Linked DNA regions of Homo sapiens: region 2 is linked to region 1. Evidence: read pairs that join two places in POLR2A ChIA-PET (ENCODE). Cell type or tissue: MCF 10A. All regions are shown on one strand. Links, peaks and the distances in the headings refer to the core of each region. The heading gives the core; the rest is flanking DNA.

Region 1 (8,122 bases), core at 3,606-6,105:
ACTAAATAATGCCCAAACAATAAGGAAAATAGCAAGATGTTAAATAGTGATAAATCTTTATTGTCTTTATTGGTTTACTAAATCTATAGTCAGCAAATATTACATGGAATCAGACAATGGCATTTTAAAAATAACCTATTATGTATTTCAGGGTCAAAATGTACTAGCAGTGTGAGGACATGTATATCTAAGTAATTTTTATATTAAAATGTTTTAAAAATCAGTAGCCATAAATAATTACACACTTTAGTACTCTTTTGACCAAAAAAGCTAGTTTTTAAAGAAAATGTCAAAATTCAACACTTGGTAGCTTACTTAAGGTATAATAAGCTGAACATTTGATGCAAAATAAATTTAGTGAAGTTAATTAAAAGATGTACAGCAAAGTTAGTAAAAGATGAAATATACTGTCTCCCAGATAACAGTACATAAATCTGAAAAAAAAAAAATAGAAGGTTTATAGCTAGTGGATATTTAAAAAACATCTTAAATGTAGAAAAATACAAGTGTTTCTTCTTTTGTAATTTTTAATTCCATCCAAAAATATATATTCAAGTCCCAGATCAGAAGCAAACACTATTGGTAAGCTTTTCTGTTTGAAATTCCTCTCTGAGTGGATCTAACGATCTGAAAAATTGAAAATCAGTGACAGCTGCAAAATTGAGACAATTTGCAATAATTGAAGCAAACTTTTAAAATCCATAGGGGCAAACTCAGCCTTAGGATTATAAGGTTCTGCTAGAAGTAAGATCTGGATTTCTGGATTTCCAGAATCTAGACGAAGATCTAGATTTCTAGATTTTTTTCCTCAGATCATCAACCAAATAAATTCCAAAAGGATTAAGGAAGTAAATGTTAAAATTTCAACTTTAACTAGAAGAAAATATTGAGAAATTTTTTGGGATTTAGAAATTGGGATTTTTGTCAGCATCATAGCCACAGAATATTAACATTTGTTTCTATTTCTGCTACTTATTTCTAAGTGATAAATTGTCTGCTTTTCTGAGCTTATTGTTATCGTCGTGTTTTTACACATGTATATTGCTTCTTCAGTTCATTTCCCTTTTTATTCATTTTTATTTCTCTCAAAGTTGTAAGTGTAGACATAGTTGCAAAAGTCAATTAGTACCACAAGGCTGATAACAAAAAGCAGCAGCCTCCTGCCCTAGCCAACCCTACCCTCTCTTATATTTTTCTCAGCTGTTTTCTCTGATACTTTCTACCATGGTTTTCAGTAACATACTTGTGCTGATGTATCATTATTTATCAATTAAGGCATTTTCTGTTAATTTATGATAATGGTTGATGTAATTTTTATCTTACTCTTTCTTAGTCCCCATCCTACTTCTTCTTGTATTACAATTTTTAGTCAGGAAGGTTGTCTAGAAGATATACAATATAAATTTTCAGACACGCAAGTTCTCAAAACACTTCCCTCACACTTATTTGATAGTTTGTCTAGACATAGACTCCTACTTGAAAATTATTTTCCTTTAAATAATTGAAGGAATTACTTCATTGTCTTTTAGTCTTCAGGGTTGCTTTTAAGAAGTCTAACTACATTCGGCCGGGCGCGGTGTTTCACGCCCATAATCCCAGCACTTTGGGAGGCTGAGACAGGCGGATCACGAGGTTAGGAGTTCGAGACCTGCCTGACCAACAGGGTGAAACCCCATCTCTACTAAAAATACAGAAATGAGCCAGGCATGCTGTCACATGCCTGTAATCCCAGCTACTCAGGAGGCTGAGGCAGGAGAATCGCTTGAACCTGGGAGGCGGAGGTTGTAGTGAGCAGAGATGGTGCCATTGTACTCCAGCCTGGGTGACAGAGTGAGACTCCATCTCAAAAAAAAAAAAAAAGTCTAACTACATTCTTATTGACATTTCCTTGTGTTTGATCTGTTGTTTTTTTTTTTTCTCTGAGAAGCATTTCATGTTCTCTCTGTTGGCGTGAAAACATAGAACTTAGGGATTGCTTGGTGTGTGCCTTTTTGTTTACTCTGCTGGAAAGTTTTTTCTGGTTGGAGTTCCATGTCCTTCTGTTTTAGGGTTGGTCACAAATGATCCTTAGGTTTCTGATGTGGATGATTAACATAGCATTTCTAAAATTGAAATGAGGATAAAATGAGAAGTTTGAGATGGGTAATAAGCCAGCCGTGTAGAAATGCTGAGTATTTGGTTCAGTGTTCAAGTCCGAAGCTCAGGAGTGATGTGGCAGGCGGCTGAACTTTGTACATCCTCAATATAAACAGATAGGAGCAGAAAGAGAGAGTCCACGTGATCACCTTAGGAGATGGTGTCCACAGATGATCAGCGGCCTAAGACCGAAGCCATGAGAAATACCATATTTGAGTTGCTGCTAGTGGAAAAGGATCACATAATTGAAGAGGGATGCCAATTCAAAGTGAAAAGGGGAGAAATAGGAGAGTGTTACATTACAGAGGTCTAGGTAAACAAGGGTAGCAGAAAAGCTCAAGAATAATTACAATGTATGCCTAAAGACAAAATATTAATTTGTGATATTAATGGGAGATCATATGCACCCTTAACAAAAATTGTTTTATTTGAATTTTGACGCACTTTGAGTAATTGGGTCAGGAGCTGTATTGCAACGGACTGAAGAAAATAAGGAAATGGAAACTGAGGATAAGCTACTTTTATTAGATATTTGGAGAGGGAAGGAAGAAGAGAGATTGGATGGAATGTAGAGGGAGACGGGTGGTCCATTTTTTAAAACCACTTTTGGTTGCTACACATGAAGATCCAGATATACTGAAGGCCATAACTGGAGAGAAAATCTGCCTTGTAGGGTAGACAATTATTGTAGTCACAAAACACAAGAAAATGATGATGTAGCTAACTAGCAGCAGTGAGGCAGTGAAGCAGTTGAGTAAAGTGTAAGTGATGCCAGAAACTTTAAAAAAAAAAGTGTGACAGAATTATAGGAATACAGTGGTTGGGAACAGCACTGGAAGACCAGACATAGGGAGGCTCCCTTTCTTGATTCCTGAATTTGGGAGGGTAGGAGATGGGAAATGCAATGCTTCCGGAGAAGATCATTATGGATGATATGAGTGTGTCTGGTGAAAGCCATGCTTTGATTAAGAAACAGTAGGCCTGGTGCGGTGGCTCATGCCTGTAAATCCCAGCGCTTTGGGAGGCCGAGGCGGGTGGATCACGAGGTCAGGAGATCGAGACCATCCTGGCTAACACGGTGAAACCCCGTCTCTACTAAAAAATACAAAAAATTAGCCGGGTGTAGTGGTGGGCGCCTGTAGTCTCAGCTACTCGGGAGAATGAGGTAGGAGAATGGTGTGAACCTGGGAGGTAGAGCTTGCAGTGAGCCGAGATGGTGCCACTGCACTCCAGCCTGGGCGACAAAGCGAGACTCTGTCAAAAAAAAAAAAAAAAAAAAAAAAAAAAAGCAGCAAATAAACATAATAGAGAAGGAAAGTAGGGGTATAAATGTCCTTGACCCCAACCAAATAATCAGGATCCAGAGGGCTTCAGAATGAAGTTGGTAGAGCTAGTCAGTGGGTGGTTTTTATGGAACCCGATCCATGGGGGTGTCATTGCAAGGAGAAGAAGGGGAGTTGGGCTTGGGAAGGAGTTATATACTTATCGGTGAGGAAGGGTGGGTTAAAGGCTCATAGGAGTGACATGAGAACTGAAGAGCATCCTGGGCAGAATTATTTTAGTGGCTAGTGCCAGTAGGTGGACCAACTCATCATGAAATGTTGTAGCTCAGCTTCTGCATCTTGACCTCTGAGATATGTTGGCCTTAATTGGCTTAGGAAAGGCTAATAGAGATCCTGACTTACATTTACACTGAGAGAAGGGCTTGTTTCCTTTGGGTGAGAGAGAATATGAGTACACACAGTTAAAGAAATAGAGGGGCATTGTCAGGCTGGACCAGAGAACATAGAAACTCAGTCAAAGTGCCCCAGTAGCTTACAATGGTGTCTTCTTGGTGACATTGTCTTTTCATGTTTGGACATCATAGGAGATGGGCCCTGTAGATTCGGACTAGAAGCCAAAGAATTTTTCTTTATGTTATAAACTGCATTCGTGCCTTCAAAAATGTTAGGATGCCAAAGAATCTAATTAGCTTGCAAATACTTCTATGGTAGTGCTTGTTCTCTGCCTTAACAACTGCCGTGAGGCTCCTTGCTCACTCTTATAAGAAAGATATTCCACTCAGTGTGGCAATGCTATGCGGTTTTCAACATGCCAGGAATATCTTACAAATATCGTTGGGCTAGTGAAACAGAGATTTATCCAAGCACTGAAGGAACATTTTTAAAATGCCAAATAGTATGTGATGATTATTATTTTCTTTTTTTAGCTTCACAATCTCTGAATTTACCCCAGGGTGAAATTTAGGTTTGTGTGGACTTGGTTGTGGTGAGTGCCTCCTACGTGAGAAAGGGAGTTCTGTCATAGTTCTGATTGTCAATGTCACCGAAGCTAAGGTTGGATCGTCTGTGCCTTTTGTATCTATATCTAAGATGAGGAGGGGCTGCAGGGCTTTGGAGGCCTTAGCCAGCTGGCTCTCCCCATGTTCTGGTGATGAATGGGTAGGGTCATTCTTAGTACCCATTTTGCAGGTGAGGAAATGAAGAGAGAGAACTTCACGTCTGTTAAATGACTTCACCAGTATTGTGGAGTGCGGTAGCACAGAGCCGAGAATGGAATTCAGGCCTTCGTGAAAGCTGAATGCTTTGTGAGTAATAGTCTGCTCTGCAATCCTGGAATTCAATTACGAAATTTTAAAGCCAAAATAATTAATAAAATATTGGCATTTGTAGGGATGTTTTGCTGCTATTCAGTTCTGCCAAATAATAATTTGTCCCTTTTTTCTTATCGTGTTTCTGCCCTGCCTACCATCTAATAACCTTCTAAGGATAAAACTAGCAACAGATGTTAAAATACTTTGTAAACTGTATGGCAACATGTAAATAGGAGATATTCACACTGGTATTATTTACAAGTATATGTGTTTTGTTGCCTTTAATTATATCAGTGAAAATGTAAACAGATGAAAACAACACAAATGGTACTTGTAAGCTTATAAAAATCTACTATTTTGACCCTGTGGTGGCAGAGTTTTATATCTAGAAGTGGAACCCAACTGTAATAGTAAAGTTTGTTTTTTAAGACAAGTGGGAAATAGGTCATATATCAGAAGAACTTGCTTGTCTAGGATAACTTTATACATCTTTCTGAAAATTGCATTTGAGAATAAATGTCTGACATTAGAAATGCCATCATCTCCCCAAGAAACACCCTTAGCATTGATGCAGCTTAGCAGAACTTACATAGCATTGACCACAAAGCATCCTATTCTGAAAAGAAATGGCTGGAAAACTTTTTTAAAAATATGTTGAATAGCAAAGTCTTGGAACCAACCCAAATGCCCATCAATGATAGACTGGATAAAGAAAATGTGGCACATTTACACCACGGAATACTATGCAGCCATAAAAAGGATGATTTCATGTCCTTTGCAGGGACATGGATGAAGCTGGAAACCATCATTCTCAGCAAAATAACACAAGAACAGAAAACCAAACACCACATGTCCTCACTCATAAGTGGGAGTTGAACAGTGAGAACTCATGGACACAGGGAGGGGAACATCACACACCAGGACCTGTCAGAGGGTGGGGGCCTGGGGGAGGGATAGCATTAGGAGAAATACCTAATGTAGATGACCGGTTGATGGGTACAGCAAACCACCATGGCACATGTATACCTATGTAACCTGCATGTTCTGCACATGTACCCCAGAACTTTAAGTATAATAAAAAAAAAAAAAATTGAAGTCTCCACCTGATGTTGGTAATCTATCACATGTGTATAATGATTCTTGTAATATCTAGATTATGCAGCACCTGCACTCGGTGTAAAAACAATACTGTTAGCATCTTAGAGACTCAGCTTCTGAGGAAAGCATTAGTCATAATACACCTAGAAGGTAGTAATGATAAGCATTTAATTAGAAGTAGGCCTGAAGTTTGCAGTGCAATGCAGTAAGTATTTACCGAGTGATTCATATGAGTAAGGATGTGATAGCTGCTATAAGAGCTGCAAAGTTTATTAAGATACATCCCTGTCCTGGAAACACTGCCAGCTTCGATGAGAATACAACAATGTTAGATATATTCGTTTTGGAAGATACCTTTCCCCCAGTTATTTTCATTTCACAGCTTCTCCAGCCTCCTTCAGCTTCTATTCTCCCTCTTTGCTTTTCTGTCTCAATTTTCCTGCCCAGCCCTAAATTCACAGAGTAAATCCACCAGACCAGAGCCCCTTCCTCTTTCTGTATGTGAAACTACTCCTGCACACATCAGTCTCCTTTTCTACCACCAGCCTGGGGGAAGTAACTCCTCCCATCAGTATCTCATCTGGATACTTCTCTCTCCTGATTTCAACTTCTCCCTTCTAGCCATTAATACATTTACTTTATTATCATAAAATAACGACTTAAGAAAGAAACAAAAAGCAATTCCTTGCCTGTACATTCCCTTTCCACTCTTTTTTTTTTTTTTTTGAGACGGAGTCTTGCTCTGTCACCCAGACTGCAGTGCAGTGGTGCAATCTTAGCTCACTGCAACCTCCACCTCCTGGGTTCAAGCGATTCTCGTGCCTCAGCCTCCCAAGTAACTGGGACTACAGACGTGCCACCACCAAAAATTAGACACTGGCTAATTTTTATATTTTTAGTAGAGACGGGGTTTCGCCATGTTGGCCCGGCTAGTCTCAAACTCCTGGCTTCAAGTGATCCTCCCACCTCAGCCTCCCAAAGTGCTGGGATTACAGGCGTGAGCCACCATGCGCCCAGCCTCCCTTTCCATTCTTTGTAGCCAATCTTCTCCTCCTCATTCCATCTGTACTTATGTCCCTTGTTGATATTTATGTTATTTAATCTTGCCTCATTTTCTGATTTTGTAGCCAGTCTTTTAGGATGTTTCTCTATTTTATTGGTCTTTGAAAGAACCAGAAATTTTGATTTGTTGATTATCTCTCTCTTCTTTTTTTTTTTAAGTTGTTTTTTTAATTGGCTTTCTATTTCACAAATTTCTGCTCTTTAATATTCTCTTATTTCTGCATCCTGTCTCTCCTGGCTTTGTCCGTTGTATGAATAGTTCATTTATTTTTAATTTTTCTTTTTTTAAAATCATATACTCAGAGCTCTAGCTTTGCCATTAAGTTCACTTTAACAATATCCCACTAGTTTTTAAATGTAGAATAGATTTTATTGTTGTTCAGTTATAACTTTGTTATTTTCTCTTTAGCTGATGAGTTACTTATGTGTATATTCGTTGTGTCTGTTTCAAATGCATGGGTTTTGTGTGTTTGCTTTGCTGGTAATTATTTTCCTATTGATTTACAGTAAATTGTATTACACTTAGTTTGGGATCTAGTATGGAACCTGTCTTAGTAAATATTTGTATGTCCTTGAGAAGAATCAGTTTGCCCTGTGTGTGATTCTATGATATATATTCTCATCCGCATATTTTCTCACCCTTTAACATCTCTGAGACTGGGGTACGTCTTACAGTGGATGGCATCTTATAATCGATGTGGGCTCGATTTAAAGTCAGCTTCTTCCAGAGAGGATTTGGATTTGTGTGTGCCATTCAACTGAGGACACTATCAATGTGAAGCTACTTTAATTAAATTCCCTGCTTTAGCTTGAGAGGGTTTTGTTTTGTTTTGTTTTTATAGGGCCTGGTACTGTGAATTCAGATGGAAAACCTGCATGATTTCTGTCTGGCTTATGAGTCATATTTGCAAGGGAACTTTTTTTGGTGTCATCTGTTTGCCCAGTGCCAGAGTTGAAACAAGTTTCCTTACTGTCCCTTTCAGCATGGGAATTTCTTTCTCATTTTCTTTTACGTGAGTCCTTTGGTATCTCAGTTTATGGTTTGCATATGGGAGCAACTCCTCTATTAAGACTCTTCATATTGGACTATTTGTCTTTCTTAGTGGTACATAAAATATTATTTTTAAAATCCATGACCTGCTAAATAAGTGAAATACAGCATATTTTAAAATAAAATTTATTTATCGTAAATTTCACATCTACATCATTACTAATTTGTAGAATCTTCTGCTA
Region 2 (8,122 bases), core at 3,664-6,163, 410 kb before region 1:
TCTCATTTATCTGAAGTGAACTGTAGATGTTAATCACATCTACGGAATACCTTCATGGCAGCACAGTGTTCGAATAATCAGCTGAGACTAGAGCCTAATCAAGTTGACATAAAAACCATCACTCCCTTAATCCCCAGAACATCTAATGACTTCTGCCTGTTATTGGACTTCAAATAAATGGCATATAGAATGTGTTTTCTTTTGTGTCTGGTTTTGTTCTGGAAAGTGCTATTACTTGACAAATTTCAAACAGCTGCAGAGGAAGGATTTACTTGAGGCGATATAACTTGAAATCTTGAAGCTTAAACCAATACACTAATGCTCTTGGCTGGAAAAAGGGATTAGAGTGCCATAAAAGAGAAAATGTGCCCATTTGTAAAATTTGGAAACATAGGTAGAAATAGGATTACAGAATGAGTTCAAAATAATACATTTGATAAAAATGCATAGACAAAATTATAAAAAGTATGATACATAAATATGTGTATATGATACATAAATATACACATTTTACATTCAGTTGCATAACTTCTGAGCATATGACTATTTTAATAAAAATTTTACATAAATTAAAAATAGCATTTATAGTTCTGCCTAGCTTATACCAGACAGAATGTCAAATCCAAGACTGACTGTCCAGTTCAAAATCAGACACGTGCTAATCTTGCTGAGAAAGTGTGTCAGTCAGGATCTAGCCAGGAATCAGAAACACACCCATAATTTGAATAGGAACAATTTAACAAGATGAGTTACTAATTGGCAAGAGGTGATGAGCTGCTAACAGAGTAACTTAAGTGAAAGAGAACTCAAGAACACAGGAATTGCAGCTGGAGTGTAAGTTCCACCAATCAGATCCATGCTCAGAAGATTTCAAATCAGAAGCAAGCTACTTAAGCAAGGACGCTCTGCACTTTGCTGCCAAAGGCTGATGCACAGGAGTCTGGCTTTTGGAAGCATCCAGGGTGGCAGGAACAAGTTGCTGACACCGGGGTGTCACTACAAATAGTGTCAGTAGAAGTAAAGTCTGGAGATGTGACAGCCATCGTCTGCATGAGGGAAAAGCCAAGAGAATCAATAAAATGCAGGACAAGTCACTGTTGAGCTGCTTAACCACGTACCGTTGTCTATGCTGATTCTCTGGGCAGTTTCATGCTCCTGGACTTCCCTGATCATTATCATCCCTACCCATATTTAATCTTTTTTTATGTGCCAGGTTTTTGTTTGTTTACAAAAAATCATCTTACTAGTTTTTCCAAGTACCAACTTTTACCTTTGTTAATTTTTCATATAGTACATTTGCTTTCTTATAATTGATTTCTGTTCTTTGTTATCTAGCTGCTTCTACTTTCTTCTGTTTAATTTGCTATTCCTTTCTAGTTTCTTGCCACAGAAGCTTTGTTAAGTGATTTTCATCACTTCTTCCAGCATAGGCATTTGAAGCAATAATGTTCCTTGTAAGCAACATCCCACTAGTATTACTATACTGTATTTTCATTACCATTCAGTTAGAATTATTATCTACATTTTACTGTGATGTCTTCTTTAACACATGGATCATGTAGAAGTATGGTGCTTCATTTCCAAACATTATGAATTTTCTATTTCTCTTTCTGTTACTGATTTCTAGTAGGAGTCCACTTTTAGCAGAGAACATAGTATGATTTCAGTCTTTACAATTTGTGGCAACTTGGTTTCCCCTTTACGGAGAGTAACAGAAAATCAAGAGACACACAAATATATCTGAAAACGAGAACAAAATGCTGCTGGGTGGTGCGGGGCCGAGAGCAGAAATCCAGAACTGCTCACCGCAGTTCTCCCCCTGCATGAAGGCCTGAACCCCCTTGCTGAGGACACTCAGGTGGCTCCGGTCACCACCTGGGCCTTCAGAGGGGCATCTGGAGCCGCCCACAGAAAGGGGAGGGGCGAGTGGCTCCTTCCCGGGCTCGCGCCCTCTAATTTGGCGGCGTCTTCTGGGAAGGAGGTGGCTCCAGAGTGGGGGTCCCGCGGGCGCGCAGGGACTGGGGAGGCTCCGAGGGAGCAAGACATTTAAACCCGGGCGGTGGGGGGGCGGGCGGTGTCAGACGCCCAACGACCACCTCCCTCCCGGCCCGCGCCGAGCCCGGCCACACCCTCCCCGCGACACCCGCGATCGCCCCCCAGGACTGGCGGCCCCGGGCCCCGCTCCCACCCACCCACCTACGCAGGGGGCGTCCTGCTCAGGCAATTCCTCCCGCGCGCCCCGTCGGGGACCGGGCGGGGACGGGAGAAGGAAAAGGGCCCCTGGCTCCGGGACCAGGGCTCCGGAGGGTGCCGGGCGGGGAGCGGAACAGGGAACGGGCTGGTGGCGGCCCCAAGCGGGAGGGACGGACCGACACGCGGCCCCCTGGCGGCCTTGCGACTCGCCGACCTGCGGAACCTCGTCGCCGCCCTCACAGCCCCGCGGCCACCGCCGACCCGGGCCGGTCCCCGGGGCGTCGCGGGTGTTAAAGGGCGAGTCTACGCGGATGTCACGGTCGCCGCGGGCAAGGACCGCGAGGTTGCGGCCCTGCTCCGAATCCCGGCTGCGCTGGCCACGCTCCTCCACGCGCGGGGCGGCCGCTCCGCCACCCGCACGGCGCCCCGCAGCTGCTCCGGCTGGGGATTCGCGGGGTGCAGCCGCCCGGGCCGCAGGAGGCTGATGTCAGCGTTCCGCCGTGACCGCGCCTGTTCTCCAGATAATTTTAAATCATTCCATTTTCTCCTCTGTTACCCTTTATAATATGTCAGCTCTCTCTAATAATCATATAATTATTGTTTGGTAATGACATGACACTTGAGATTTGCTTCCTCTCTTTTGGGTTGGTTTGTTTGTTTTAGAATTCCACTTTTCACTCTTTTAGTTATGTGTATAAATAAACATTTATTCATTCATGTCCATAATGTGTACATAGATATATATAATTATTTTAATTTGATTGGTGGTTGCCCTACAGATTCAGTATTTATCCTTGACTTAATACTGTCGCTTAAACAAAAGTCCCACTTCTAGTGTAGCTTCGAGAAGCGATCCGGAATCTTCACTCATTGACTCCGTTTGTCATCCTACTTCCCTTTTCACAATTATTTCCATGTTTTACCTCTACATGTTTCCACCCTGCTAGCTATTATTATAATTGTTATTTTTTAAAAGTAGATGTTAATTCAGTGTGTATACGTATACATAGTATATACAAAATTTTGTGCTCCTCTTCATTCCTTCCTACATTTCTGCACCCTCAACTATTAATTAAAAAAATCTTCACTTTGAAAAATTCCCTTTAATATTTCTCATATTGCAGATCTAGTGATGAATTCTCTAGGATTGTGGAACATAGATTTCCATAAACTGCTGGTTAGAAAACCTGGCCAAAAATTACCAAAAAAATGAGACTAAAGGGGAACGTTTTAGGCAATCTAGGAAACTATTGGATAAGAATTTTGAATTAATGGGAATTTGACCACTTATCACATCACCCTGGTGTGGGCAACAATATTTTATCTGTATGTACAGATGTCAAACATATTGGTCACAGCTTCTCTTATGATAACTAAATTAGCTTTTTCTAAGGCTTGATATCTTTAACTCTAATATAAATATTGATTTAGTTAGCTATGTTGTTTGTAAGGTAATTGTAACGTAGTGCATGGCTTGCAGTGACTACACAATAAATATTTGCTGAATGGATGACCATGAAAAGGGTCTTTTACAAATAACAATCACTAAATTGTGGATCTAAAGATAAATATAAGCATATGTCATCACTTGTCAGTTTCCCAAAGGCTGTTTGAAAAGAAAGCATACTTGATGAGCAGAGCAGCCAGCAGTCACCCGCATGCTGAGTAATGGTGAAATACACAGCATCAAACCAGATACTCTGGTGACACTGCAAAAGAGATCTCCAAGTACAACTTCAGACATGCAGGTTTTTATCATTTTACATTATCACAAAAGTCACACTCTTCTGATTCTGATGAAAAATTATATTAATATTGTGAATGTAGATGCCATTATAAATTGCAGATCAAGCCTATGCAGACAAACAGAAATACCCTCATCTTGGTAAAGTCATATCTATGGAGAACACATTTTAGATTTAGAAAACTGGAATTATCAAAGCTACTCTTCATTTGCCCCCGAAGTATGTTAAAAGGCAAGTGAATCATGTCAAGATACCTTTTCTCTCACTAAACTAGGTAAATTTTCAGAATTCAACCCAGGGACCCATGAGCCCATGAGATCTTCGGCCTTCTTGGTTTTTTTTGTTTGTTTGTTTTTTGTTTTTTTATGGATTTTGCTCTTGTTGCCCAGGCTGGAGTGCAATGGCGCCATCTCAGCCCACCACAACCTCCGCCTCCCAGATCAAGTGATTCTCCTGCCTCAGTCTCCCGAGTAGCTGGGACTACAGGCATGCACCACCACGCCCAGCTAATTTTTGTATTTTTAGTAGAGACGGGGTTTCACCATGTTGGTCAGGCTGGCCTCGAACTCCTGACCTCGGGTGGTCCACCCACGTCGGCCTCCCAAACTGCTGGGATTACAGGTGTGAGCCACCGCACCCAGCCAAGATCTGCTTTCTTTATGGTAAACAAATACGCAATGTGACTTCTGAGTATGGAAAGTCATTAAACACAGACACATACTTATTACTGGGTCACAGAACAGTTTATAACTTCGTAGTTTTCCTTTTATTATGACTTTTTTCATTTGGTGCAAAAATAAGTGAGGAGTCAGATTTTTTTTTCCCTAAAACCATTAACAAAATTAAACTTTAAAAGTTGCTATCAGGCTGGGTGTGGTGGCTCATGCCTGTAATCCCAGCACTTTGGGAGGCCGAGGCAGGCGGATCACCTGAGGTCAGCAGTTTGAGACCAGCCTGGCCAACATGCTGAAACTCCATCTCTACTAAAAATGCAAAAATTAGCCAGGTGTGGTGGTGCACACTTGCAGTCTTAGCTACTCAGGAGGCTGAAGCAGGAGAATCACTTGAACCCAGGAGGCGGAGCTTGCAGTGAGCTGAGATCCTCCCACTGCACTCCAGCCTGGTCAACAGAGCGAGACTCCGTCTCAAAAAATAAAAAATAAAAACAAAAAAGTTGCTATTGCTATCACTTGTTTGGGGGAACTTATTGTCTATTGACTGTAGTAGCAAAATGACTCAGAATCAGGCATGAAATGCCCATATTTCATTGCGTCTGAGTCATCATCAACTGTAAGAACATTGCTTTATGTATCACTAAAAAAGAAACATTTATTCAATTGTACTATTACCCAATGTTTCTTTTTAAAAAAAAAACTATATTACAACAGTTTTAGGTTTACAGAACCTAATGCTTTTTAGTCATCAAAATCGTTACACATTTAGTGTATACACAGAGCTTTTGGAGTCTTTACACATGGATTTTAAAATATATATCCCTCTTATGAATGTGTAAAGGAGAAAATACAAGCAAAATAAAAGGCTTAGGTATTTTCAAACCTTTTTGGTATTCAGTGTCCATCTTTTCACAGTCAGTGGTGTCCTTTTGGGTTTTCTAAATACTCAATGTTCTACAGAACCCTGGGAATGCAGCCGCTCTTAAAAGCGTGCCACAGTTTAGTTGCTGGAGTTTTCTTCTTGGATTATATACTAAGTCTGCAAGTTTTACTACTGGGCCTGTCTTGATTTTATCAGATGTCAAAGATAATTTCAGACAACCAGAACATTGACTTCTTTCTGCAATTGTGTCCATAATTTGTTGACTCAGACATTAAGTGGTTGCCATCATCCAGACAGGTCCGCAGTAATAACAACCAAAGACACATATTCTCAGGCAATGATAACCGCACCACGACTCCATGGAGACACCAGTGTTTTAAGATATTGTCAATTCCAGATATGTGTAAAAGTGTGAAAAACATGAGTCATAGAATTAACTCAATGCAGTTATTCTTTTCTCATCACAAACAGCTCTTCCCCATCCCTTACGCAAAAGGGCTGAGAAGATACATAAATAAAACAATGCAACACATAGATAGATAGATAGATAGAGAGAGAGAGAGAGAGAGAGAGAGAGGGAGGGAGAGATAGCTTTGATCTCAGGGAGAGAAGTTGTTTCAATCAACGTTTTCATACATTTGGAAATCATAGAATTTTTATACACTAAAGGAAAACGTGTTGTTCCAAACTTTACCCCATACCACTCCTCCTGTTTAATATCTAGTTAGGGTCAAAGCCAGCACCAGGCACTCAGGGGCAGACAGGGCGGGGAAGGCAAGTCCTCCGAGTTAAGTTATAATTCAATTAACTTGATTTACTGGATGCCTACTATTTAAACGCACTGGCCTAGAATCTGGAGATACTGGGTGTAATAAGATCCTATTTATTTTCTGCAGGTAGGTGGAGGAATTGGTGACCATGAGCATTAGGGAAGACACACCCTCTCTCTGGGCCTTAGCTGCCTCACCTGCAAAATGCAAGGATGTGACCCACTGAATTCTATGGTTCCTACTGAACTAAAAATATTTGTAAAGGCAAACAAACAAGTAACAGAACGTTCCCATTCTAGCCATCCCTAGAAAGCAGATATAGCTTTACTTTAAGTCCCGTATTTTTTTGAGACGGAGTTTTGCTCTGTCGCCCAGGCTGGAGTGCAGTGGCACGATTTCGGCTCACTGCGAGCTCTGCCTCCCGGATTCACGCCATTCTCCTGCCTCAGCCTCCCGAGTAGCTGGGACTGCAGGCGCTCGCCACCACGCCCGGCTAATTTTGTTGTATTTTTAGTAGAGACAGGGTATCACATTCCCATTTTTTAATAAGATCATAAACAAAAGAAAGAAAAGAAATAGGAAAGAAATATTCACATTGTTAAGATATTCTTTAATTGTATTAGGACATCGAACTTTTTTTGTTTATACCAAGTTCTCTTATTGCATGAAGGAGAACAAATAAATCACACAATTGTGTAGTAACTTATCGGAAATAGGGAATCATTTTCTAAGTAAGATGGCATGAGACCCTTTTCTTCCCAACGTATCTGTAGACATTTGAATCCCCTATCCCTAATGCGGATGTTGGAATAGATTGGGAGGGGGCCTTCTTTGGCTCCTGTGGGCTCCTGGGCTCGGCATGCTGGGAGTGTCTTCTAACCGGAGTGTGGATGATACTGCAATCAAAGTCAAGTGTAGAACCAGCTGCAGGTGATGGCAGGTCGGCCAGAAATGGGAGATTCATTAGGGTATCCAAGGGTGTCAGAGGTGTCCTCGGAGACGTAGAGTGAAGAACCACCCAGTAGGACACAAGGGAGACCAAAGTAAGCAAGAGAAGTCAAAGCAGGGGGTGATTCTGGGAAATACCTGGGGCCAGGTAGGTCCAAGCTGGGGGTTGCTGTGGAAGGACAATCAGGTTTAAAGAGCCTGTCAGGTTATCAAGTAGTATGTTTATGGTGACCTCATATCTGAGCTGTTTTAAATGAGAGTCCCAATGTCAAATGCTCTTCTCCAACCTGTCAGATCTTGTGTCCCAAGTTCATTTGCTGGGTATTCTAAGGCACCTCTCCTTGGCCAGGTACTGGGCTAAGAAACTCTGGTATATGGTCAGAACCAAGGTGTAGAATTACTCCTCTCAAATTAATATCTTGTGAGGCTGACCAATGATTATGATAGAATACTGAGGGATGAACTGTAGAAGCTGGAGCATCTGGTGATTAAAGTAGTAATTTTGTCTTTTTCTTAAAATTGTTATGACTACTTTTGTTATTATAACGTGATGTTCTTAGAATATAAAGGATTTTAGCAAACTTTTAGAGGGAAAGTGGAAACTCACTGCGTTGGAGATAGCAGACAATGTATAATGGATTTTTGCTATGCTAACATGAGATTTCCCCTCTGGACAGACTTCCACTGAGACCTCCTGCCAATTTCCTTTATTTGGTCTTCCTTTATTTCATATTCTACTCTCTTATGAGGAAGACCCCTGTTACCAAAAGATTCATATCACAAAGAAGGGGTTGCTGTGATTGGAAAGTGTCTCTAGTACATTACGTCCAATTGTCGAAAGATATTTTGTAGAGACAGAGGTTTGTAGAATGAATGGATGGAGAAGAGAGCGGCAGATCTGGACACAGG

What was found. ChIA-PET counts read pairs that join two places held together with the same protein. Peaks named below come from ENCODE experiments on the same cell type or tissue, not always from the same donor. Only the 100,000 strongest peaks of a DNase experiment are listed, where the experiment ranks them.
Region 2: POLR2A ChIA-PET joins it to region 1 with 5 read pairs; 1 of 35 experiments calls an interaction of 5 or more read pairs at or near these places.

The regions. Positions count from the first base shown.
Region 1 is chr1:240,409,726-240,417,847 of GRCh38, forward strand. All of the region lies in intron 15 of FMN2 (formin 2), which reads left to right. Among named protein-coding and RNA genes, the nearest start is that of GREM2, 200 kb to the right of the region's middle. In MCF 10A, for the core only: no CTCF peak of the experiment used is centred there; a DNase peak (open chromatin) is centred at 4,686.
Region 2 is chr1:239,995,615-240,003,736 of GRCh38, forward strand. No RefSeq gene overlaps it. Among named protein-coding and RNA genes, the nearest start is that of FMN2, 92 kb to the right of the region's middle. In MCF 10A, for the core only: no CTCF peak of the experiment used is centred there; a DNase peak (open chromatin) is centred at 5,217.